Regions from separate parts of the Homo sapiens genome. Here region 2 is linked to region 1. Evidence: read pairs that join two places in POLR2A ChIA-PET (ENCODE). Cell type or tissue: A673. All regions are shown on one strand. Links, peaks and the distances in the headings refer to the core of each region. The heading gives the core; the rest is flanking DNA. Region 1 overlaps CDC42BPB (CDC42 binding protein kinase beta). Region 2 overlaps LINC02323 (long intergenic non-protein coding RNA 2323).

Region 1 (11,346 bases), core at 1,829-9,828:
CCAGCAGCTGTGGAGGTGCTGCTCCAGGCAGGTGTGGGTCCTGCCATCTCTTGAAGGGACGGAGTGGTAGCTGGCGGTTACAAGGAGAGGACCTCAGGAGAGAACCACGCTGTGGGTGGAGTTGACGACTCGGGGGCGAGACGTCTGTCCCTTGTGTCCTCTGCATGTTGCTTGGCCATTGGGGCCCTGTTCACCTTCATTGGTAAAAGGTATTATTCGTAATGGATAACCTGTCAGACTCTTTCCAATTCCAAATGTATTGATTGTGGCCACAAAGCAGCTGAGGCCCAAACAGTCAGGGTGGCACGGATGAACAGAACCATCCAGGGGGAGGCGGAGAGCTTCTGCCGGACAGGGGAAAGCAGGACTTCCTGCCCGCCTGCCTCAGGCTTCAGCTCTTGACACCGTCCTCTTTCCTCAGACCCTCCCACCCTGGGCACTCCTTCCAGCTGGTCTCATCTTGTTTGATTTCACAATGGTTTTCTGTCAGTTTTAGACAAAGATCCTCCCTCCGCCTGCAGTTCTTCTTGGCAAAGCTTTTCCTATTTAAAGGGAGCACTGGGCTCCATTTTGCCTTACAGTTTAGATCTCATATTTGTCGGTGGTTACACTTGATTGATTAATCCATTGTTTTCTAGAGCATCAAGAGAAGTTCTTTAGGGGACAGTTCGGGGTAGGAGGAATGAAGAGATTGATGAGGAGAAAATTTCTCCAGTAAAAGTTAAGCTGTCTAAAGGCTAAAGCTTTATTCAGCCTTTTGGATGGAAAATCTCCCAAGATGTTGAATGTCCTTATCTTAGGAGGGGTGCGAACCCCCTGTGTAGAGAAGGCCGCCCTTTGGTGATGACTCCTCGTGAATGTCAGTTGCCACATGCCATAGACACAGGCAGCTGTGCTGAAGGAGTCCTGTCAGCGTGGCAGGTCCAGGGGAGCAGCGATCAACCCTGCCTTAGAGCCTGGTGAGGAAGACGGGCAGGAAGAGGTGGCTTTGTGCTGGGTGAGGGCTACGGGCTCTTCAGGAGAAGTCTGAGATGATGCCCAGGTGCCATGGCTGACGCTGTGGGTGATGGTGTGGGCAATGCAAGGCGTGGTGGACAGTAGCCTCCCAGTTGCTGCAACTTGGAGCCTTGTGAGTGCTGGCTGGTTAGCCTGGCCCAGCTTCTGAGCTGCAGGGCGGCCGTGTCTCTAGGGCCTTAGCATATTTCAGGATGGCCAGGTGTGGTAGCCCACCCCTGTAATTCCATCACTTTGGGAGGCCAAGGCGGGAGGATCACTTGAGCCCAGGAGTTCTAGACCAGCCTGGACAATACAGCAAGACCCCGTCTCTAAAAAAGAATTAGCTGGCATGGGAGCATGCCTGTGGTCCCAGCTACTGGGGAGGCCAAGGTGGGAAGATCCCCTGAGCCTGGGAAGTGGAGGCTGCAGTGAGCTGTGATCACTCCACTGCACTCCAGCCTGGTCGACAGAGCAAAACCCTGTCTCAAAAACAAACAAACCAAAAAACCGAATGGCCTGCATCCTCCCTGGAAGCTGTGTCTGTCTCTAGTTGCCTCACAACAGGCTGGTTCTCCCACTTCTCACGCCTCACCTCTCCCCATCCCCATGGAAGCTGGTGGTTTCGAAGTGATCACTTTTTGAAAATATAAAACAGCAGTAGGGTCCTGTAAGAAAAATCAATTTTTTGAGATGGTCTCTTCACGATTTCAGACTGTAGCACTAACTACGTGATGTAATTGGATTCCGTTGCCCCAGGCCCTACTCCCCTCCTCACCCCAACCTGCTGCTCTCCTGGCCTCTCCTGCTTTGGTGTGTAGCACCCCATTCATCAAGCTGCTGTGGCTAGAAACCTAGTGCACATCCTGGAATCTTCTTTGCTCATCCCATGCCACAATCCACTCTAGTTCCAACACTATCGATGCGACTTCCTCCTCTGTTCCAGGACCACTGTCCCATTCATTTCTAAGCCACCATTGTTATCTTAATGGGGCGGTGGTGGCTGTATCCAGTGGGCCCTCCCTCCTTGCCCCTCTAAGTTTTCCAAATAGCAACAAATGAACTTCTAAAAGTATTTTTAAAACATTTTTGAAATAGTTTGAAACTTCAGAAAAGTTGCAAATAACAGAAGAACTCTCCTCCCCCAGCTGTTTGCCATTGAATACTTTACCACAGGGATCCCCAACCCCCAGGCCACGGACAGCTCCATGGTCTGTTAGGAACCAGACTCCACGGCAGGAGATGAGTGAGCATTCCCACCTGAGCTCTACCTCCGGTCAGATCAGCGTGGCATTAGATTCTCATAGGAGCACGAACCCTATTGTGAACTGTGTATTTGAGGGATCTATGTTGCATGCTGCTTATGAGAGTCCAGTGCCTGATGATCCAGGGTGGGACAGTTTCATCCCAAAACCATCACCTCACCTCCTCCACCCCCCTACGGGTCTGTGGAAAAATTGTCTTCCATGAAAGTGGCCCCTGGTGCCAAAAAGGTTGGGACCACTGCTTTAGCATGTATTTCCTGCAGACAGGGATATTCTACATAACCACGGTGTAACCAACACAATCAGGAATGTAGCATTGATACATTGCTGTATCTAACCTTCAGATTCCACTGAAGCATTGCGGATTTTCTGGTACTCTGCTCTGTAGCAGAAGGAAGGGTTTGCTGCAGAGCCACACACACCATGACCTTGTTCCTTTCTGTGTGATCAGTTCTGTGTCTTTCCTTGACTTTCATGACCTCGACACTGCTGAAGGTTTCAGGCTGACAGTTTGGAGACTGTTCTTCAGTTTAGGTTTGCCTGGTGTTTCCCGGTGGTTGGATTTGGGTTGTGGATCTTTGCAGGAAAATCACAGAAGTGAGGCTATGGTTTCCCCCTCGTGTCCTGTGGGATGTGCGGTTGCGTCTCATCACGTAACTGATGCTGGCCGCTCTGATTGCTTGATTTCAGGTGATGTCTGCCTGACTTCACTGTAAAGTCACCATTTTCCCTGCGTAATTGATAGGTATTTTGTTTGGATGTACTTTGAAACTATATAAATATCCCATTTTTCATCAGATTTTTAAATTTTATATGTTAATATCAGTGTGGACTCCTGATTTCCTGGTGTTTTTTGTTTTTGTTTTGAGACAAGTTCTCACTGTTGTCCAGCCTGGAGTGCAGTGGTGCAAACACAGCTCACTGCAGCCTCCACCTCCCGGGCTCCAGCGATCTCTCGCCTCCACCTTGAGAGGAGCTAGAACCACAGGTGTGTGCCGCTACACCCTGGTTCATGATTTTATTTTTTGTAGAGATAGAGTCTTGTCATGTTGCCCAGGCTGGTCTTGAACTCCTGGGCTCAAGCAGTCCTCTTGCCTCAGCCTCCCAAAGTGCTGGGATTCCAGGCATGAGCCACCGCACCCAGCCCTGTTTTATTGAATAGATTATGATCTGTGACTGCTTGTGTTCATTTTGAGCACACTCTCACTTCTGGGCACCGGCTGCTGCAGGCTCACCTTGCGGTTTCCTGACCCAGCTCTGGAGCTGCCTGAGGAGCCCTGTCCTATGTTGGAGAATGGTCTTTAGAGACCATGGTCCACACTGGGTGTGCTTGTAGCTGAACTGCTGCTGCTTCCGGATACTCTTCGGTAGACAGAGCTAGGACTCTGTATGTTCACACCCATATATGGCTGTGTTTATCCCTGTATCTGTCTGTCTATATTGAAGCTGCAAGTTCATACCAATAACCCAATTCTATCCCAGTGTTGTACGGTTTATTCTCGTTTTCTTCCTTATCTATAACTCCTCACTTGGACAGTGAGGAACCCAGCCCCATCATCCTGAATGTTGCTTATCTGATCAGTCCTCCTGTAGGTAACAAGAGGACCACCCTCCCTCACCTGGTTCCCTCCCCTCACCTGGTTCCCTCCCCTCACCTGGTTCCCTCCCCTCACCTGGTTCCCTCCCCTCACCTGGTTCCCTCCCCTCACCTGCTTCACCGGCACTGATGTCCTCCTCACTCCACCCCACACCCCAGCCAATCCTGGGGAGCTCTGACCCCCCCACTCCCTGTTGAGCTCTGCCTGAAGCAGGTGCTGGAGGGAGACTACAAGGCTGGGAGGCGGGAGGACGACTTGCAGCTTCCTGCCCGCTCCCTCCTAGAGTGACACCCTAGCAGTACCATCCTGGCAGCGAAGTTCCTTCTGGCAGTCGGCCACTGGTGCCAGTTTGGAGTTTTCCCCACGCCAGCAGAACAGCCCTGCCACAGTCACCTCAGAGAGCCCAGCGTCAGCTGGCTGCACTCCTTCCAGTCACTGGGGACCCAGCCTGTGGGGCTGCCTTTGAGCTCAGAGACCCAGTGCCGGCCAGCAGCACCCCATCCTCAGGGGTCTGAGTTTCAGTTTTACAGGGCCCTTTGTCCAGGTTTCTAAGTTTTAAAAATTCCAGCCTCGGCCGGGCGCAGTGGCTCACGCCTGTAATCCCAGCACTTTGGGAGGTCGAGGTGGGCGGATCACGAGGTCAGGAGATCGAGACCATCCTGGGTAACATAGTGAAACCCTGTCTCTACTAAAAAAAAAAAAAATACAAAAATTAGCTGGGTGTGGTGGCACGTGCCTGTAATCCCGGCTACTCGGGAGGCTGAAGCAGGAGAATCGCTTGAACCCAGGAGGCGGAGGTTGCAGTGAGCTGAGATTGTTACTGCACTCCAGCCTGGCAACAAAGCTAGACTCTGTCTCAAATAAAAATTCCAGCCTCTTCTTTAATTTCCTGATCCTAATGGCAGAAGGTGCTTCCTGCATTTGCCACCTCCATGTGGTATTTCCATCTTAGTAACCTAGTTGGCAGTTATTCATGTTAAATGTTCTGTCCCCTGCTCTCAGTACCTGTGTGGTTAGCAGGGTGCTCTGCTACTGTGATGCGGCTTTCCTTTCTAGTTGTAGCTAATGCGGTCTTAATTATGTTTATTGTTTCTGTTTTTGAAATGGAGTTTTGCTCTTGTTGCCCAGGCTGGAGTGCAGTGGCGAGATCTTGGCTCACTGCAGCCTCTGCCTCCAGGGTTCAAGCGATTCTCCTGCCTCAGCCTCCTGAGTAGCTGGGATTACAGCCGCGTGTCACCATGCCCAGCCTAATTATTTTTATACACCAGTACAAAATTGTTAGTGTTCTCGGAGCAGTTTGAAAATATTTGGTATTTCTGAGAAATAATGTTTTTCTTAGGCTTTTCCTTCTGGGCCCTTTTCTCCTTTGCCCTCTGATTTGGGAACTTGCTCCTGCCTGCACACAGGTCCCCTGCTGCTTTGCTTTTGTGGTTTTGCCTCTCCAAGCCTTCACCCCAGGCTTGCCTCGAAGTTCCTCCCACTTCCAGCCTGGCCACCATCATCTGTGTCTGCCCGCTTTAGGGAAATGTGTACACAACTATTAAACTACGTAATTAACAAAATGTGTTTTATCAAAAGAGTAGGGGGAAACTTGACAAGGAAGCCCGGGTGACTTGAGAGTAATTAATGTGGAAAGAAAAGAGAGGACGTTCCGGGCACAGCCTTGGTGCGAACTGCTTCCTGCGTCTCATCTGTCTTTGTCTTCACTGTTTTTTGTTTTGTTTTGTTTTTCAGATAGAGTGTCACTCTGTCGCCCAGGCTGGAGTGCAGCTCAAGGGTTTTCTTCAGCCTGGCCTTTCTTTCTTTTTTAATAACTCAGGACTCATTTGTTCTGTTTCCTGATCTCTGCTGATGTGTATTTGCTGTGATGGGGGCCATTGTTCATAACTCACTGTCTCCCAGGCCCCTGGAACCTTCTGTGGCTCTTGCAGTTGTGGTGATCGAACCTCAGTGGTGTTGAGCAACTATTAAAGGAGAAAAAACCCACAGGATTAGTCAGATTAATAATATGGAACTCAGTCAGAAGCCCAGGAAGTGTCAGATCGCATGTGTTTTGGAGCTAATTGTAGCCACTCCTGCAGTGGTAAGAAATAGGACAGAGAGGGCCCTGTGCACTTCACTCAGTTCCCCCAGAGGCACCTTTCATAAAACTGTAGTGATAGATAATTTGAAAAAGAACCAGATAGAACAAAAAAAAACCTAGCATAAAACATGCAGATTTGGGCTTGAAGGTGAAAATAGAGACAGGTGCAAGAGAGACAATTGACTGCACGGATGCCAGACTGGCAGGATACATGGCGGGCACGAGCTGGTCTGGAGTCAGACAGTGTGGGCTCCAGTCCTGGCCTTGCCTTGTGCTCTGTGTTCCTGGGAAGAGTTGACCTGACCTCTCTCTAGGAGCTTTTTTTTTTTTTTTTTTTTTGAGACGGAGTCTCGCTGTGTCGCCCAGGCTAGAGTGCAGTGGCACGATCTCGGCTTACTGCAAGCTCCACCTCCCAGGTTCACGCCATTCTCCTGCCTCAGCCTCGCGAGTAACTGGGACCGCAGGCGCCCGCCACCACGCCCAGCTAAATTTTTTGTATTTTTAGTAGAGACAGGGTTTCACCGTGTTAGCCAGGATGGTCTTGATCTCCTGACCTCGTGATCCGCCCGCCTCGGCCTCCCAAAGTGCCGGGATTACAGGTGTGAGCCACTGCGCCTGGCCTCTAGGAGCTTCTTGTGGGGGATGTAACCAGTTGCCACAAAGTGGGGGGCTTAAACAACAGATATTTATCTCACAGCTCTGGAGGCCAGAAGTCCAGAGGCAGGGCGTCAGCCAGGCCATGTCCCTCGCAGGCTCCGGGGAACGCTCAGCTTCTGGGGGTGCTGGCAATGCTTGGCGCTCCTTGTGTGCGGCCGCATCACTCTCGCCTCTGCCTCCATCCCCACTTGGCTCTTTTTACCTCTGTCTGAGTCTGACTTCTCTCCTTTTAGAAGGACACCAGTCTTGTTGGACTTAGGGCCTACCCTATTCCAGCAGGTGCCATTATTTTCACTTGGTTACGTCTGTAAGGACCGTTTCCAAATGAGGTTACAGTCACAGGTTCTGAGCAGACATGAGTTTTGCTGGGGACACTATCCAGCCCAGTACAGTGCCCACAGAAACCTGGCTGAGTTTTCTCATCTGTGAAGTGTGGATAATAACAGAATTAGTCTCAGAGAGTCCGCGTGAGGAGGCCGGGAAGAGCAGTGTAAGGTGCCTGACTGGTGGACATTACTGTTACAGACGCCACAGGACCTATTCGGGACCGCCATGGGTGTCCAGGGAGACTCCAGCACTTGTGTTGCCTTGGAGAATGTCTTGTGTTCCCTGAGCTGCCCCGTGGCTCCTGCGTGCAGGCAGGTGGAGCTCAGCTCTCACTCACCTCACGCACTTGTGTCCTGTACGTGGGCTTTGGGCACCCATCAGTTGCTCTCTCGATAGGTGTTCACCTATTGGCTTTGACTAGGAGACTTTTGTGTGATGATGTTTGCTATGATAGATACTGAAGTATACTGTTGTGTGTTGCATAACGATGGGGATACCTCCTGAGAAATGCATGGTTAGGTGGTTTTTGTCATTGTGCGAACATGACAACAGCACGTCACAGACTCAGATGGCAAAACCTACTCCACACCTAGGCCATGTGGCACAACCTACTGCTCCTGGGTTACACACCTGTGCAGCGTGCGACAGTTCCGAACACTGTAGGCAGCTGTAGCACAGTGGTTTTTGTGTGTCTATTTTTATTTATTTATTTTTCTGAGATGGAGTCTTGCTTTGTTGCCCAGACTGGAGTGCAGTGGCACGATCTTGGCTCATTGTAACCTCCGGCGCCTAGGTTCAAACGATTCTCTTGTGTCAGCCTCCTGAGTAGCTGAGATTACAGTCACCCGCCACAACATCCGGCTAATTTTTGTATTTTTAGTAGAGACGAGATTTCACCATGTTGGTCTGACTGGTTTCGAACTCTTGACCTCAGGTGATCCTCCTGCCTCAGCCTCGTAAGGTGCTGGGATTACAGCCATGAGCCACCGCGCCTGGCCATATTTATGTATCTAAACATAGGAAAGATTTGGTAAAAATACAGTAGTATAAATCTTGTGGGATCACTGTTCTGTATGTGGTCCGTCGTCGGCTGCAACAGTGTTACCCAGTGCGTGGCTGCAACAGTGTTACCCAGTGCGTGGCTGCAGTTGCTCAGGATCCACATCTGTGTCCATTGGTATAAGTGCTCACTTTCCAAAACATGTCAGATATTAAATATTTTCAAACAAACTTTTTTAAAAGTATAACTTAGTGCAACACCCCACTCAATTAAATTTTTATATAGTATGAACTGATTAGACTAAATTGTTGGTTTTACTGTTTTACTTGTAGCTAAACCATTTACACAGCTGGTGAAAGAAATGCAGCTTCATCGAGAAGACTTTGAAATAATTAAAGTAATTGGAAGAGGTGCTTTTGGTGAGGTAAGATAAACTTCATTTTGTTAACTTTGCCTAAATTGCCAAAACATCAGCAGCTTCCATTTCACCTTTTTGTGCACCTATACATTGGTTTGGGGATGAGGTAATTAGTATTATTTGGAGAGTTTGTTTTTTCCTCTCTCTCTTTCTAAGATGAGGTCTCACCATGTTGCCCAGGCTGGCTTTGAACTCCTGGGCTCAAGTGATCTCCCCGCCTCGGCCTCCCAAGGAGCTGGGGAGAAAATCTGAAAGATAGAATGAAGAGAAAGGAGACTCGAAAGCTTCTGACTGACCTGGGAGATTGTTGGGACCAAAAATAGTTTCTTCAGATGTAGTTTTTTTTGTTTTTGTTTTTGAGATGGACGTCTTGCACTGTCACCCAGGCTGGAGTGCAGTGGCGCGATCTTGGCTAACGGCAACCTTTGCCTTCTGGGTTCAAGCTATCCTCATGCCTCAGCCTTCCGAGTAGCTGGGACTACAGGTGCTGACACTGTGCCTAGCTAATTTTTGTATTTTTTGTAGAGATGAGGTTTTGCCATGTTGGCCAGGCTGGTCTCAAACTCCTGGCCTCAAGTGATCCACCTGCCCAGATGCCCCGCCCAGCCTCCCAAAGTGCTGGGATTACAGGTGTGAGTCACCACGCCCAGCCTTCTGACGTAGTTTCTAAAACTCCATTTGTTAATTGAATTTTGACTTCTTGGCATTTTCTAAAAAACACAGAGAGGGTCGAATAGCAGCTGTTTTCATGCTCTGTACTTGCTTGCTGTTGACACACGCGGTGTGGCTCTGGGTCCGGTTGGCTTTGCCTAGGGGAGGAGGGCCAGTCATGCAGGTGCAGCTGGAGAGGCTCACCAGGTCCCTTGTATGGGGCTGGGAGCCCTGCCCCAGGAGGCCCGTGGCACGGTGTGGCCTCGCCTTCCAGGCCATCTCCACAGACCTGCCTCGGCCTTGCAGAACAGTTCTGCCAAGACCAAGGGAGAGGTCAGGCTCCCTCAGCGGCCGCGGTACCGCCTCGGGTGGTTTGACAGTGAGTCACCGGAAGAGCTTTGCTGCTGCTTTTTTTGTTTTTTGAGATGGAGTCTCGCTGTGTCACCCAGGCTGGAGTGCAGTGGTGCGATCTCCGCTCACTGCAAGCTCTGCCTCCTGGCTTCATGCCATTCTCCTGCCTCAGCCTCCCGAGTAGCTGGGACCACAGGTGCCCGCCACCAGGCCAGCTAATTTTTTGTATTTTTAGTAGAGATGGGGTTTCACCGTGTTAGCCAGGATGGTCTTGATCTCCTGACCTCGTGATCCGCCCATCTCAGCCTCCCAAAGTGCTGGGATTACAGGCGTGAGCCACCGCGCCTGGCCAAGTTTTGCTTCTTAAACTGTGCAGTGCCTTAGCACCTATGCTGAGGTTTGATCTAAGCTCTCCTTGGCTGGGGAACTGTGCCTTTTGGTTCACTGAGGAAAAATCAAACAAGGAAACGCCCTGTGTCACATCCCAGCAGCAGGTGTGCTCTGCCCACAGCAAACCTACTGGACACCACTACAAAGCGAGATGGCCTTTGCTGTGCAGGGCGTGCATTTTCCAGTGTGCAGACGTGAAAGAAGGCAAATCAGTACTTTAGGGAAATAGCCCCCCTCTCGCAGCACCATCCCCATGAGTGAGTCTCACCAGAGGGATAGGGGAGGAGAGCAGCCCCTGCAAGGCTCGTCCCATCGTGCCCGGAGCTCCCAGTTTATCTCAGTACAGACCCTGGATCCAGGCCTCACCAGCCAAAGTCAATTTACCACAGGCCAGGATGGGACAGAGAGTTTGTTTATTTTGTTTGAGATAGGGTCTTGCTCTGTCGCCCAGGCTGGAGTGTGCTGGCATGATCACAGCTCACTGCAGCCTCCACCACCCAGGCTCAGGTGACCCTTCTTCCTCAGCCTCCTGAGTAGTTGTGACTACAGGCATGTGCCACCACGCCCGGCTAATTTTTTTTATTATTTGTAGAAATGGGGTGTCACTATGTTGCCCAGACTGATCTTGAACTCCTGGGCTCAAGCAACCCTCCCGCCCCAGCCTCCCAAGTAGCTGGGACCACAGGCATGCACCACTGTACCTGGCTAGTTGTTTTCTTTTTTTCTTTTTAGTAGAGACAGGGATCTTGCTATGTTGCCCAGGCTAGTCTCAAACTCCTGGGCACAAGTGATTGTCCTGCCTCCACCTTCAAGAGTGCTGGGATTATAGGCATGAGCCACTGTACCTAGTTGAGAAAGCCTTTTAAAAGTAAAAACAGATTGCATTAAGTGATTGCCTGTCTGTCTGCTACCAAGCATTGAGCTGTGCCAGGCATGGGGGCTTTGGAGGTGAGCAGGGCCCAGGCCACACAGAGCCCTTCAGCCATGGCAGGACTTTCCAGAATGCATTTAGGAGGGAGGGAGAGGCACACCAGGGCAGAGAGACGACCAAGGGAAATGAAGGAATGAGAGAGAAAATTGTTTTAACAGAATGGTTTACGGTTATTTTTAGTACTCTTTTTTGCCAAAAACTTAATGCAAAACTCAGTTTTGTGTGAGTTTCAAAGAAGATAACATTGATCGCTTTTTGAGCTCCTCTGATTGAAGGGAGCCTGTCCTTTCCATGCGGCCTTTGCTTCTTGGATTCCCTCCTTGGTCTTGTTCCCTTGGAGCCTCAGAGTCCATATCTGTACAAGATGGATTTTAGAAATCCCCCGCAGCTGGGGTCGCTGTGAGGGTGAAGTGGGGGTGCGGATGCGCGGCTCAACACCGTCTCTGGCACGCAGAATGTGCCTGGTGAATGGCAGCTCTCACAGTGACTCTACGATGTGACTGTGTGGTATTTGATGTTAGAAACAGGCAGGTAGATGATACTGCCATTTAAGACCTCTTCAGGCCATGGCTGCTGCAGGCACGGGGACATGCTGGCTGCTTGCCATTGGCAGCCAGAAGGTATGGAAGCCGCTGTCACTGCCAGTGAGTAGCTTACAGGAAGTGCTGAGTTGGAGACTTGG
Region 2 (11,346 bases), core at 2,099-10,098, 460 kb after region 1:
GAGATCCACCCACCTCGGCCTCCCAAAGTGCTGGGATTACAGGTGTGAGCCACTGTGCCCAATCATCTGGGGCTAGGAGTTTGAGCCCGGCCAACATGGCAAACCCCATCTCTAATAAAAATACAAAAATTAGGCTCACGCCTGTAATCCCAGCCCTTTGGGAGGCCGAGGTGGGCAGATCACGAGGTCAGGAGTTGGAGACGAGCCTGGCCAACATGGTAAAACCCCATCTCTACTAAAAGCACAAAACATTAGCTGGGTGTGGTGGTGGGCACCTGTAATCCCAGCTACTTGGGAGTCTGAGGCAGGAGAATCACTTGAACCCGGGAGGCAGAAGTTGCAGTGAGCTGAGATTGTGCCACTCCACTCCAGCCTGGGCAACAGAGCGAGACTCCATCTCAAAAAAAAAAAAAAAAATTAGCCAGGCATGGTGGCACGCACCTGTGGTCCCAGCTACTTGGGAGGCTGAAGCAGGAGAATTGCTTGAGCCTGGGAGGCAGAAGTTGCAGTGAGCTGAGATCACACCACTGCATTCCAGCCTGGGCGAAAGAGCAAGACTGTTAAAAAAAGGATGGAAGGAAGGAAGGAAGGAAGGAAATCATTATCAGAAGGAAAACTGGAAAACTTACAAAACTCTGGAAATTAAACAACATACATCAAAGAAGAAATAACAAGGGACATTAGAAAATGTTTAGAGACAAATGAAAATAAAAACACACCCAGACATGGTGGCTCATGCCTGTAATCTCAACACTTTGGGAGGCTGAGAGGGGAGGATCACTTGAGGCCAGGAGTTTGAGACTGGCCTGGGCAATGAGGCAAGACCCTATCTCTATAAGAAATAAAGTAAAATAATAAACAACAACATAGGCGGGGTGCGGTGGCTCATGTGTGTAATCCCAGCACTTTGGGAGGCCAAGGCAAGCGGATTACAAGGTCAGGAGATCCAGACCATCCTGGTCAACATGGTGAAACTCTCTCTACTAAAAATACAAAATTAGCTGTGCGTGGTAGCACATGCCTGTAGTCTCAGCTATTTGGGAGGCTGAGAGGAAAATCGCTTGAACCTGGGAGGCAGAGGCTGCAGTGAGCCAAGATGATACCAGTGCACTCCAGCCTGGGTGAGATAAAGTGAGACTCCATCTTGAAAAAAGAAAAAAAGAAAACAAATAACTTGATTGAGAAATGGACCAAAAACCTTAACAGATTTCTCAAGAAAAGATACACAGGTGGGCATACAAGCAAACAAAAAGACGTTCCACATTATATGTCATCAGGGAAATGCAAATTAAAACAACTGTAACACCACACACCTATTAGAGTGGCCAAAATTCAGAACATTGACAACACCAAATGCTGACAAGGAAGTGGAGCAACAGGAACTCTCATTCCCTGCTGGTGGGAATGCAAAATGGTCCAGCCACTCTTGAAGACAGTTTGGCAGTTTCTTACAGAACTAAACATACTCTCACTGGGCACGGTGGCTCACGCCTGTAATCCCAGCACTTTGGGAGGCCAAGGCAGGCAGATCACGAGCTCAGGAGTTTGAGACCAGCCTGACCAACATGGTGAAACCGTGTCTCTACTAAAAATACAAAAATTAGCCAGGTCTAGTGGCCGGCACCTGTAATCCCAGCTACTCATGAGGCTGAGGCAGGAGAATTGCTTGAACCTGGGAGGCGGAGGTTGCAGGGAGCCAAGATCACACCACCGCCCTCCAGCCAGGGTGACAGAGCAAGACTCCGTCTCAAAATAAACAAACAAACAAACAAACAAAAAACTAAACATACTCTTACCATGTAGTCTAGCAACGGTGCTCCTTGGTATTCACCCAAAGGAGTGAAATATTTATGTTCACACAACCAAAGCACGTCTATTCATAACTGCCAAAACCTGGAAGCAACCAAGATGTCCTTTAGTAGTCAAATAGAGAAATAACTCTAGGCCAGGTGCGGTGGCTTATGCCTGTAATCCCAGCACTTTGGGAGGCCGAGGCGGGTGGATCACTTGAGCTCAGGAGTTTGAGACCAGCCTGGCCAACATGGCGAAACCCCATCTCTGCTAAAAATACAAAAATTAGCCAGATGTGGGGGCGCACCCCTGTAGTCCCAGCTACTCAGGAGGCTGAGGCAGGAGGATCGCTTGAACCCAGGAGGCGGAGGTTGCAGTGAGCCATGATTGTGCCACTGCACTCCAGCCTGGGCGACAGAGCGAGACTCCGTCTCAAAAACAAAACAAAACAAAACAAAAACTATTCTGCATAAAACCCTAATGGTGGAGACAAGTCATTATACATTCGCCCGAACGCGTGAAGCATCCGGCAGGAAGAGGGAACCCTCATGGAAACCCTGGACTTCCGGTGATGATGTGGCCCTGTAGGTTCCTCAGTTGTAACAAATGTGCGGCTCCAGCGGGGGATGTTGATTGTGAGGGAGGCTGTGCATGTGTGGGGGCAGAGGTACATGGGAACTCTCTGTACCTTCTGCTTAATTTGGCCGTGAACCTCAGGCAGCTCTGAAAAAAAAAGCTTTCTTTTTTTTTTGAGACGGAGTCTCACTCTGTCCCCAGGCTGGTGCAATCTGGGCTCACTACAAACTCCGCCTCCCGGGTTCACACTATTCTCCCGCCTCAGCCTCCCAAATAGCTGGGACTACAGGCACCCGCCACCACGCCTGGATAATTTTTTGTATTTTGGTAGAGACGGGGTTTCACCATGTTAGCCAGGATGGTCTTGATCTCCTGACCTTGTGATCCACCCGCCTCGGCCTACCAAAGTGCTGGGATTACAGGCGTGAACCACCGCGCCCAGCCAGCTTTCTTTTTCTTTGAGACGGAGTCTCGCTCTGTCTCTAGGCTGGAGTGCAGTGGTGGGCTCTTGGCTCACTGCAACCTCCAACTCCCTGGTTCAAGCAATTCTCCTTCCTCAGCCTCCTGAGTAGCTGGGATTACAGGCATGCACCACCACGCCCGGATAATTTTTGTACTTTTAGTAGAGACGGGGTTTCATCATGTTGGCCAGGATGTTCTGGATCTCCTGACCTCGTGATCGGCCCGCCTCGGCCTCCCAAAGTGCTGGGATTACAGGCACAAACAACTGCACCCAGCCAATAAAAGCTATTTTTAAAAAGTTTTGCTAAGTGAAAGAAGTCAGTCACAAAAGGCGACGTCATATGGTTTCATTTATATGAAATGTCCAGAACACGCAAACCCATAGAGATGGAAAGTGTGTGAGTGGTTGCCAGGGGCTGGGCAGAGCAGGTAAATGGAGAGTGGTTACTAATGGGTACATGGTGTGTTTGGAGGGTGATTAAAATGTTCTTTTTTTTTTTTTTTTTTTTCTGAGACAGAGTCTCACTCTGTCGCCCAGGCTGGAGTGCCGTGGTGCAATCTCGGCTCACTGCAACCTCTGCCTCCTGGGTTCAAGCGATTCTCCTGCCTCAGCCTCCAGAGTAGCTGGGATTACAGGCGCCCTCCACCATGCCCAGCTAATTTTTGTATTTTTAGTAGAGGGGGGTTTCACCATGTTGCCCAGGCTGGTCTCAAACTCCTGACTTCAGGTGATCTGCCCGCCTTGGCCTCCCAAAGTGCTAGGATTACAGGCGTGAGCCACCGCGCCCGGCCTCGAAAATGTTCTAAAATTGATTGTGGTGATGGTTGCACAACTCTGCGAATATACCATCCACCACAGAGAGCTGCACGCTTTAAAATGAATTGTGTGATATGTGAATTAGATCTCAATAAAGCTGTTTTATCTCAAAAAATCTACAGGTTGGCCGGGTGCGGTGGCTCATGCCTGTAATCCCAACACTTTGGGAGGCCGAGGCGGGTGGATCACTTGAGGTCAGGAGTTCGAGACCAGCCTGGCCAATATGATGAAACCCCATCTCTACTAAAAGTACAAAAATTAGCCAGGTTTGGTGGTGCACGCCTGTAATCCCAGCTACTTGGGAGGCTGAGGCAAGAGAATAACTTGAACCTGGGGAGTGGGGGTTGCAGTGAGCTGAGATAGCACCACTGTGCTCCAGCCTTAGCAATTGAGCGATACTCTGCCTCAACAAGAACAAAAAAAAGTCTGTAGGAAATTATAAAAAAAGAGACTGGAGTTGTTTGTTACCACCACATATCCTAGCCCATCCTGCCTCACCTCACTCAGGGAAGAGGAAGAGACTTGCCCAGACCACGTGACTAGTGAGCAGCAAGGCTGGGTGTCCACCCCGGCTGCAGTGCCCCTGTCGTGGAGTGGGGACACTGGCCCTGGTGGGCCTGGGTCTGGGGTGCCTCCTTGGCTGGGGTTCTGGCGTCTGAGTGAGCTCCTGCATGAGCCGCTGGGGCATCTCCTCTACTGCACCTGGCCCCCTGCCTCCCAGAGGGCAGCTGTGGCTTCCTGGAGACATTGCTCAGCAGCTGGTGTGCAGGGCACAGCTGAATCCCCAAATAAAACCGCAGCCACCCCCAATGAGTTCCTAACTCGTCCAAAGACATAGAGCCAGCTTCCCCTTGGGGTCCGGCCTGGGGCAAGGCCCTTCTGGAGGTCATCTCAGCCAATCTCCTAGGTGACTCCAGTCGGAGTACAGGCCTCAGTCAGCCACGCATCCTGTGCCTGCTTGCTGCAGTCCTGGGCTGGGTGCAGTCCTGGGTGCTGGGACCCACAGCGAGGGCTGCAGCTCACACCGGTGTCTCACTCTCCACCAGATGCTCCGGCCCAGCCCCCAAGCTATCTGACTGCACCCAACCTAGCTCCAAAACTTCAGTGAAAGACTGAAGCTTCTTAGTCAGGCATTTAGGGCCTTGCGGGCTGGTTTTCGCCAGCCTCTCCTATCTCTTCTCCCACCACCCATGTGCCTTGGACTCTGGAGAAGGGAGAGTGACCCCAGCCTGTTCCTGGAACAGGCCCTGCCCCATCCCATCCTCTTGTTGGCTCACTGTGTTCCCTCCTCTGGAACACCTTTCCCCCGCATGGCTAGTTTGTCCCAGTCTCCAAATCCCTGAGGCTGGACAATGGGGAGCCAGGGTTGGGGAAGCTGAGAGACCCCTGGCTCTGTCTCCACTGGGGGAGGGTGTGTGGCAGTCGAGGTGGTGACCAAGGTGCAGTGCTAGTCAGAGCGAACCCAGCTGAGCACCAGCCGCGAGCCAGGGGATTGCCAAGGACTTCCCACGGCTGAAGCTATCCACTGCCACGGAGCCGACATCTCGTGGCAAGCAGCTTGCTCAGGGTCACTGAGTGAGAAGGCGGCACGGCAGGGACTGCGACCAGGACCCCAGAGCTGTCCTGTGAATCTTGGTGCCGCTTTCCCTCCAACTGAGGCAGCCACCCTGGCTTCTGCCCCATTACTTACCAGCACAGGGCCTCTGTTTCCCCATGCACAATGGGACTGAAGAACCTAAAGTTTTTTCCTACTTAGACACTCCCAAGTTACATTATCCCACAAATACCCCAGGCCCGCTCACTCGGAGCCAGCCCCAGCCTTCGTGTAGGAATTTATTTTATTTTATTTTTGAGACGGAGTCTCACTCTGTCTCTCAGGCTGAAGTGCAGTGGCTCAATCTTGGCTCACTGCAACCTCCACCTCCCGGGTTCAAGCGATTCTCCTGCCTCAGCCTCCTGAGTAGCTGGATTACAGGCACATGACACCATGCTCAGCTAACTTTTTGTGTTTTTAGTAGAGAGGGGGTTTCACCATGTTGGCCAGGATGGTCTCGATCTCTTGACCTCGTGATCTGCTCGTCTCAGCCTCCCAAAGTGCTGGGATTACAGGCGTGAGCCACTGCGCCTGGCCTCGTGTAGGAATTTAAAGCTGAAGGAGGCGACATGTGAACCTAGAGGTGAAGAACAATTTGCCAGGCATGTGAGGGTGGGAAGGGTGTTCCAAGCACTAGGAACAGGATATGCCTAGGCAGGGGAGAGACCAGTGTCAGCACAGTCCCCAGCCCTCAGGACCCTGCAGTGGGGAGAGACAAGCTCACTCCCTGTCCTCCTGGGCCACTTAAGAAGCAGGCAGGGCTGGGTACGGTGGCTCACGCCTGTAATCCCAGCACTTTGGGAGGCCGAGGCGGGCGGATCACGAGGTCAGGAGATCGAGACTATCCTGGCTAACATGCTGAAACCCCGTCTCTACTAAAAATACAAAAAAAAAAAAACTAGCCCAGCGTGGTGGCGGGCGCCTGTAGTCCCAGCTACTCAGGAGGCTGAGGCAGGAGAATGGCGTGAACCCAGGAGGCGGAGCTTGCAGTGAGCCGAGATCGCGCCACTGCACTCCAGACTGGGTGACAGAGCGAGACTCCATCTCAAAAAAAAAAAAAAAAAAAAAGAAGCAGGCAGTGGGTGGGGAGCCAGGGTGAGGCTGGCAGGGCAGCCTTCCTCATGACCTGCCACTGAGGTCTTGAGCCCCTGTGACCCAGAGAGTTGGGTTAGCCTTGGCCCAGAGGCCCAGAGAGGGCAAGACACCCTGGAGCCACTCAACAGGCAGGGCCCTGAGGGTGCAGGCCCAGCTCACAGCCATCTCTGTCCTCCCGGCCCTGATGGCCTGTTTCCAGAGGCCGCCACAGAACATGCCTGCTGCCTGAGGCTTGGGTATATAAGTGAGGGCCTCCTGGCTGCCTGATATACTCCGCTGTGATCACACAGTGAAGTTCCATAGTCCATTCTCATTCCCTTCATGCCTCGACTGCCAGGAAACTCATAGCTAAGTTTTTGGGGTTTTTTTTTAATACGGGGCCTCACTCTGTCACTCAGGCTGGAGTGCAGTGGTGCAATCACTGCTCACTGCAGCCTCGACCTCGGGCGTAAGCGATCCTTCCACCTCAGGCTCCCTGGTAGGTAGCTGGGACCACAGGCTAATTTGTTTATTTTATTTTATTTTTATTTTTTGTAGACACAGGGTTTCACTCTGTTGCCCAGGCTGGTCTAGAACTCCTGAACTCAAGGGAGCCTTCTGTCTTGGCCTCCCAAAGTGCTGGTATTTCAGGTGTGAGCCACCATGGCTGACCACAGCTATGTCTGATGCCTGATTACTAATCATTAATGTCCTAGAATTGGGTAAATGCCTATCTCCCACTAATCTTGGTTGTTCAAAATTATCTATGTCTATTCTTACAAATTGATTGTTTCTGAATTTCTGTAGACTGCATCTTTCTGGAAGACTGAGAGGTATGAATCACAAATTATACGTAAGGCAAACCCAGCATATTCCTGGGACCTGTGTGAACAAGTCTTGGGCCTGTTTATTATGGCCGGGCAGGAGACCCCGCCACGCCCTTCTGTGCTCCTGCTGTCTAGAGGCTGAGCCCTACAGCCCAGGTCCTGACTGCACTCAATGCAGCCTCCCTTTCAGGTGGGCTCATCTTCCCGCAGCTGCCAAAGGTCAGGGCCCCTTTGCCCAGGCTGTGTCCCTACCTGAATGCCCTTCTACCCCTTCCAGTCTAGCTCGGTCTGGGCTGCAGGCTCGGCTGGAGGGCACTCTAACCACAACCCCCAGGTGACCAGGGTGCTCCCTCCATCCTCGTGTGAATGGGGTGGTCAGGCCATATCGTGGGCATTTCCTGAGCTTCCACAGAAGCAATGCCAAGGTTTGGTCTTCCACCTCAAAGCTGGGCCCCGCACACGTGATGTGAGTCCAGGGGTTCACAGAGAGGCTGGCCCTAGTGAGAGTGGGGCTGGGGGCCCTAGGGCTACCCCTGATGGGGAGGGGAACTCCCATCCCTGGGAGAGGGGCATGAGGATCTCTGAGCATGGAGGACCACACACATCTCTTCATTGTGTGGCCCTCCCTGCCTCCCGGCACCCACATCCATGAGCTGGGTGATCCCTGCGGTTTGTTGATTGGCTGACTGATCCTTGGCAGGGCTGACACCGATGCCCCCCACGGCTGGGCAGGGGATGCTGGGACCAATAGAGGTCCCCATGGTGTCACAGGCAGCTCCTTAGACACTCCAAGCGAGTTCAGGTGCCAAGGTACCAAGGAAAAAGGAGACAGCAGGCCGAGAGACCAGAATCTGGGGGGCCTGAAGGCTACCAGGGAGAGGGGAGGCTTCAGGGCAGGAGGACGCCCACTGTCTGACAGGTTTTATCCACACCATGTCCCAGCTGCAGCGGACAAGGTCCTGTCTCCTGGCAAGAGAAAGCAGGCTCAGAGTGGCAGGCTTTACCTCAGGACACCGCAGGGAGGGCACTACACCTGGGGCCGGTCCTAGCACTCTCAGTGAACCCGTCAAGTCAACCAGTCTGTCCCCTGAGGGGTGGGCTGGACCAGCGGAGCCATCCAGACTCCCCACTCCTCTGCCTTTTTTGTTGTTGTTTTGGAGACAGTCTCGCTCTGTCACCCAGGCTAGAGTGCAATGGCATAATCTTGGCTCATTGCAACCTCCGCCTCCTGGGTTTGAGCAATTCTCCTGCCTCAGCCTCCCGAGTAGCTGGGATTACAGGTGCAAACCACCATGCCTGGCTAATTTTTGCATTTTTAGTAGAGATGGGGTTTTACCATGTTGGCCAGGCTGATCTTGAGCCCCTGACCTCAAGTGATCCACCTGCCTTGGCCTCCCAAAGTGCTGGGATTACAGGTGTGAGCCACCGTGCCCGGCCAAGCAATGTCCCTTCCACCTCACCCCATCCCCACTGGTCAGAACTGCAGGGAAACCCAGTCTCTGGCAGTGTGGTGGTTCTGACCAGTGGAGGTGGGGTGGTGAGGGGCGCCGGGGCCAGCAGCTGTTGAGAAGCCACTGACCCTATGCCTGCGACACGCCTGGTGGGCCCAGTCCTGGGTCCATGGGCTCTGGGGGGCAGAGATCAGGCCCAATCCTCCTTGGGCCCCACTGCACCCTAGAGCAGCTGATGGTGACTGAGACGAGGCCTTGGAGATCCTAGGCTGGGAGGGCCCAGGTTGGACCTGCCAGGTTCGCTGTCCTCAGCCAGGCCAGGTGTAGGGCTAACCACAGCACTGGCGGGATCATGGCCCTGCCCCACTGCCCAGCCCAAGCTGGGAGCAGGCAACCTGGGCCTGGACAGGTGCGGGTCACCCACCCTCACCCTCACCTCAGCCTCAGCCTCCTCCTCCAGATGCCAGATGCTGGAGGCGGAGGCGGCCCCTCACAACTCCTCAGGCCCCTCCGGGACGCTGTGGGTTTTTTTTTTTTTTTCTTTTTTTTGAGACGGAGTCTCCCTCTGTCGCCCAGGCTGGAGTGCAGTGGCACGATCTCGGCTCACTGACCTTAGCCTCCCGGGTCCAAGCAATTCTCCTATCTCAGCCTACCGAGTAGCTGGGATTACAGGCGCCGGCCACCACGTCCAGCTAATTTTTGTATTTTTAGTAGAGACGGGGTTTCACCAAATTGGTAAGGCTGGTCTCGAACTCCTGACCTCAGGTGATCCACCTGCCTCGGCCTCCCAAAGTGCTGGGATTACAGGCGTGAGCCACCGCGCCTTGCCCTGTGGGGTTTTTTATTTTGGCAGAGGGAGGAGATTTAAGGAAAGAACAACCCGGCTATAAGCCCGAGGGGCTGCTGTGACCCCGCCCCCGTTGTCCACATAAGGAAAATGAGGTCCCGGGAGAGCGGACCAGCACCAGGTCTTCCAGAGAAGCTTCCCTGGGGTCTCCGCGCTGGCGGGGTCTCTCCGCCGCCTCCCCCGCCGCCGGGTCTTTGTCTCGCGGTCACTACGGCTGCGCTTCCGCGCTCTCGCGGCCGCCGGCGGGGCTTTTCCCGGGGGAGCGAGGGCCAGGCCCGGCGTGGGTGGGCGCGGAGGCAGGGGCCGCGGCCTGGACGCCAATGTCAGCGCGAGGGTCGCCCCCGGGACCCGTAGGGCGGGACCGGCCTAGGCCTCCCGCAGGCTCTGCCGTCACCTTCAGGTCGGAGCACGGGGTCCCCTCCCGGCAAATGGGCGCGGAGGAAAGCGAAACGGCCTCGGCGCCGTCCTGCTGTTCCCCACGGGGCGGGGGCAGGACCCGGAAGCCTGGCGCCCCCCGCCCCCCGAGTCTGCGGCCCCACCGGCCCCCACCGGCCGATCGTCCTGGGGGGTCCGAGCCTTTCTGCTGCGGCCCCGCCGGGCACGTGGATGCGAGTCCACGCGGTTGGGGAGGTCGCTGGAAACGGGGCGCAGCAGGTGCTGGTTGCCTGGGAGCGACTGTCGGTGTTCTGAACACAACGTGGCGGCCCGGGTTGAGTCGATTCATTCATCTAACGCCCAGGAGCCAGTCCATGGCAAGCCTGGGCTGGCGCTGGCCTGGGCGCGACAAGACCCAAAGCGAGGTGGCCTCGCCCCAGCCAAGTGGCTGCCCCAGTGACTACCCGGTCCCGGATTTAAGCAGAGCTCAGCCGGGATCTGAAGATGTAGGAGGCCACCAGGAAGGGCACTGAGCGCTGAGGGAACGTCCTGGACAAAGGCCCAGAGGTTCGAAGTCTGCGGCCTTTCACCAGCTGAAAGAAAAGCTCATCGCAGGAGTGAGGGGCCAGAAGACAAGTCCCAGAGAGGGAAGGGGCTGGGACCTGTGCGCAAGTACTGCGCTTGGGCTGCGACCTGTGCAATCCCATAGGGTCCTGAGCCTAGAAGAGACCACACTTGGTTTTAATATGCTGCTGTTGCCATCTTGAAATTCTTAATAATTTTTTAACAAGAGTCCCTGTAGTTTCTTTCTCTCTCTTTCCTTCCTTCCTTTCTTCCTTTTTTTTTTTTTTTTTTTTTTTTTGTGAGACAGAGTTTCGCTCTTGTCCCCCAGGCTGGAGTGCAATGGCATGCTATGATCTCGGCTCAACTGCAACCTCCGACTCCTGGGTTCAAGTGATTCTCCTGCCTCAGCCTCCCAAGTAGCTGGGATTACAGGCATGTGCCACCACACCCGACTAAATTTGTATTTTTAGTAGAGACGGGGGTTTCTCCATATTGGTCAGGCTGGTCTCGAACTCCCGACCTCAGGTGATCCACCCATCTTGGCCTCCCAAAGTGCTGGGATTACAGGCATGAGCCACCGTGCCTGGCCCGTAGTTTCATTTTACAGTAGCCTGCCCTATAAGGAGCATGGCAGAGCCAAGGGAGAGTTTGTTATGTTTTTTTTTAAACACTGATAAAAATATACATAGCAAAATTTACCATTATAGTTTTTTTTTTCTTTTTTTTTTTGAGACAGTCTCGCTCTGTCGCCCAGGCTGGAACACAGTGGCATAAACTTGGTTTACTTTGCAACCTCTGCCTCCCAGTTTCAAGCAATTCTCGTGTTTCAGCCTCCCAAGTAGCTGAGATTACAGGCGTGCGCCACCACGCATGGCTAACTTTTGTATTTTTAGTAGAGACAGGGTTTCACCATGTTGGCCAGGCTGATATTGAACTCCTGACCTCAGGTGATCCACCCACCTTGGCCT

What was found. ChIA-PET counts read pairs that join two places held together with the same protein. Peaks named below come from ENCODE experiments on the same cell type or tissue, not always from the same donor. Only the 100,000 strongest peaks of a DNase experiment are listed, where the experiment ranks them.
Region 2: POLR2A ChIA-PET joins it to region 1 with 13 read pairs; 3 of 35 experiments call an interaction of 5 or more read pairs at or near these places.

The regions. Positions count from the first base shown.
Region 1 is chr14:103,009,098-103,020,443 of GRCh38, reverse strand. It overlaps CDC42BPB (CDC42 binding protein kinase beta), which reads left to right. Exons shown (of 37, transcript NM_006035.4): 2 at 8,256-8,347. Among named protein-coding and RNA genes, the nearest start is that of CDC42BPB, 43 kb to the left of the region's middle. RefSeq lists enhancers at 1-514, 11,178-11,346 and a silencer at 11,178-11,346. In A673, for the core only: no CTCF peak of the experiment used is centred there; a DNase peak (open chromatin) is centred at 5,313; H3K27ac peaks cover 1,506 bases.
Region 2 is chr14:102,553,897-102,565,242 of GRCh38, reverse strand. It overlaps LINC02323 (long intergenic non-protein coding RNA 2323), which reads right to left. Exons shown (of 3, transcript NR_146561.1): 3 at 9,417-10,533. Among named protein-coding and RNA genes, the nearest start is that of LINC02323, 14 kb to the right of the region's middle. RefSeq lists enhancers at 4,406-4,675, 8,397-8,897 and silencers at 7,144-7,344, 9,579-9,998, 10,039-10,108. In A673, for the core only: no CTCF peak of the experiment used is centred there; a DNase peak (open chromatin) is centred at 9,512; H3K4me3 peaks cover 803 bases; H3K27ac peaks cover 922 bases.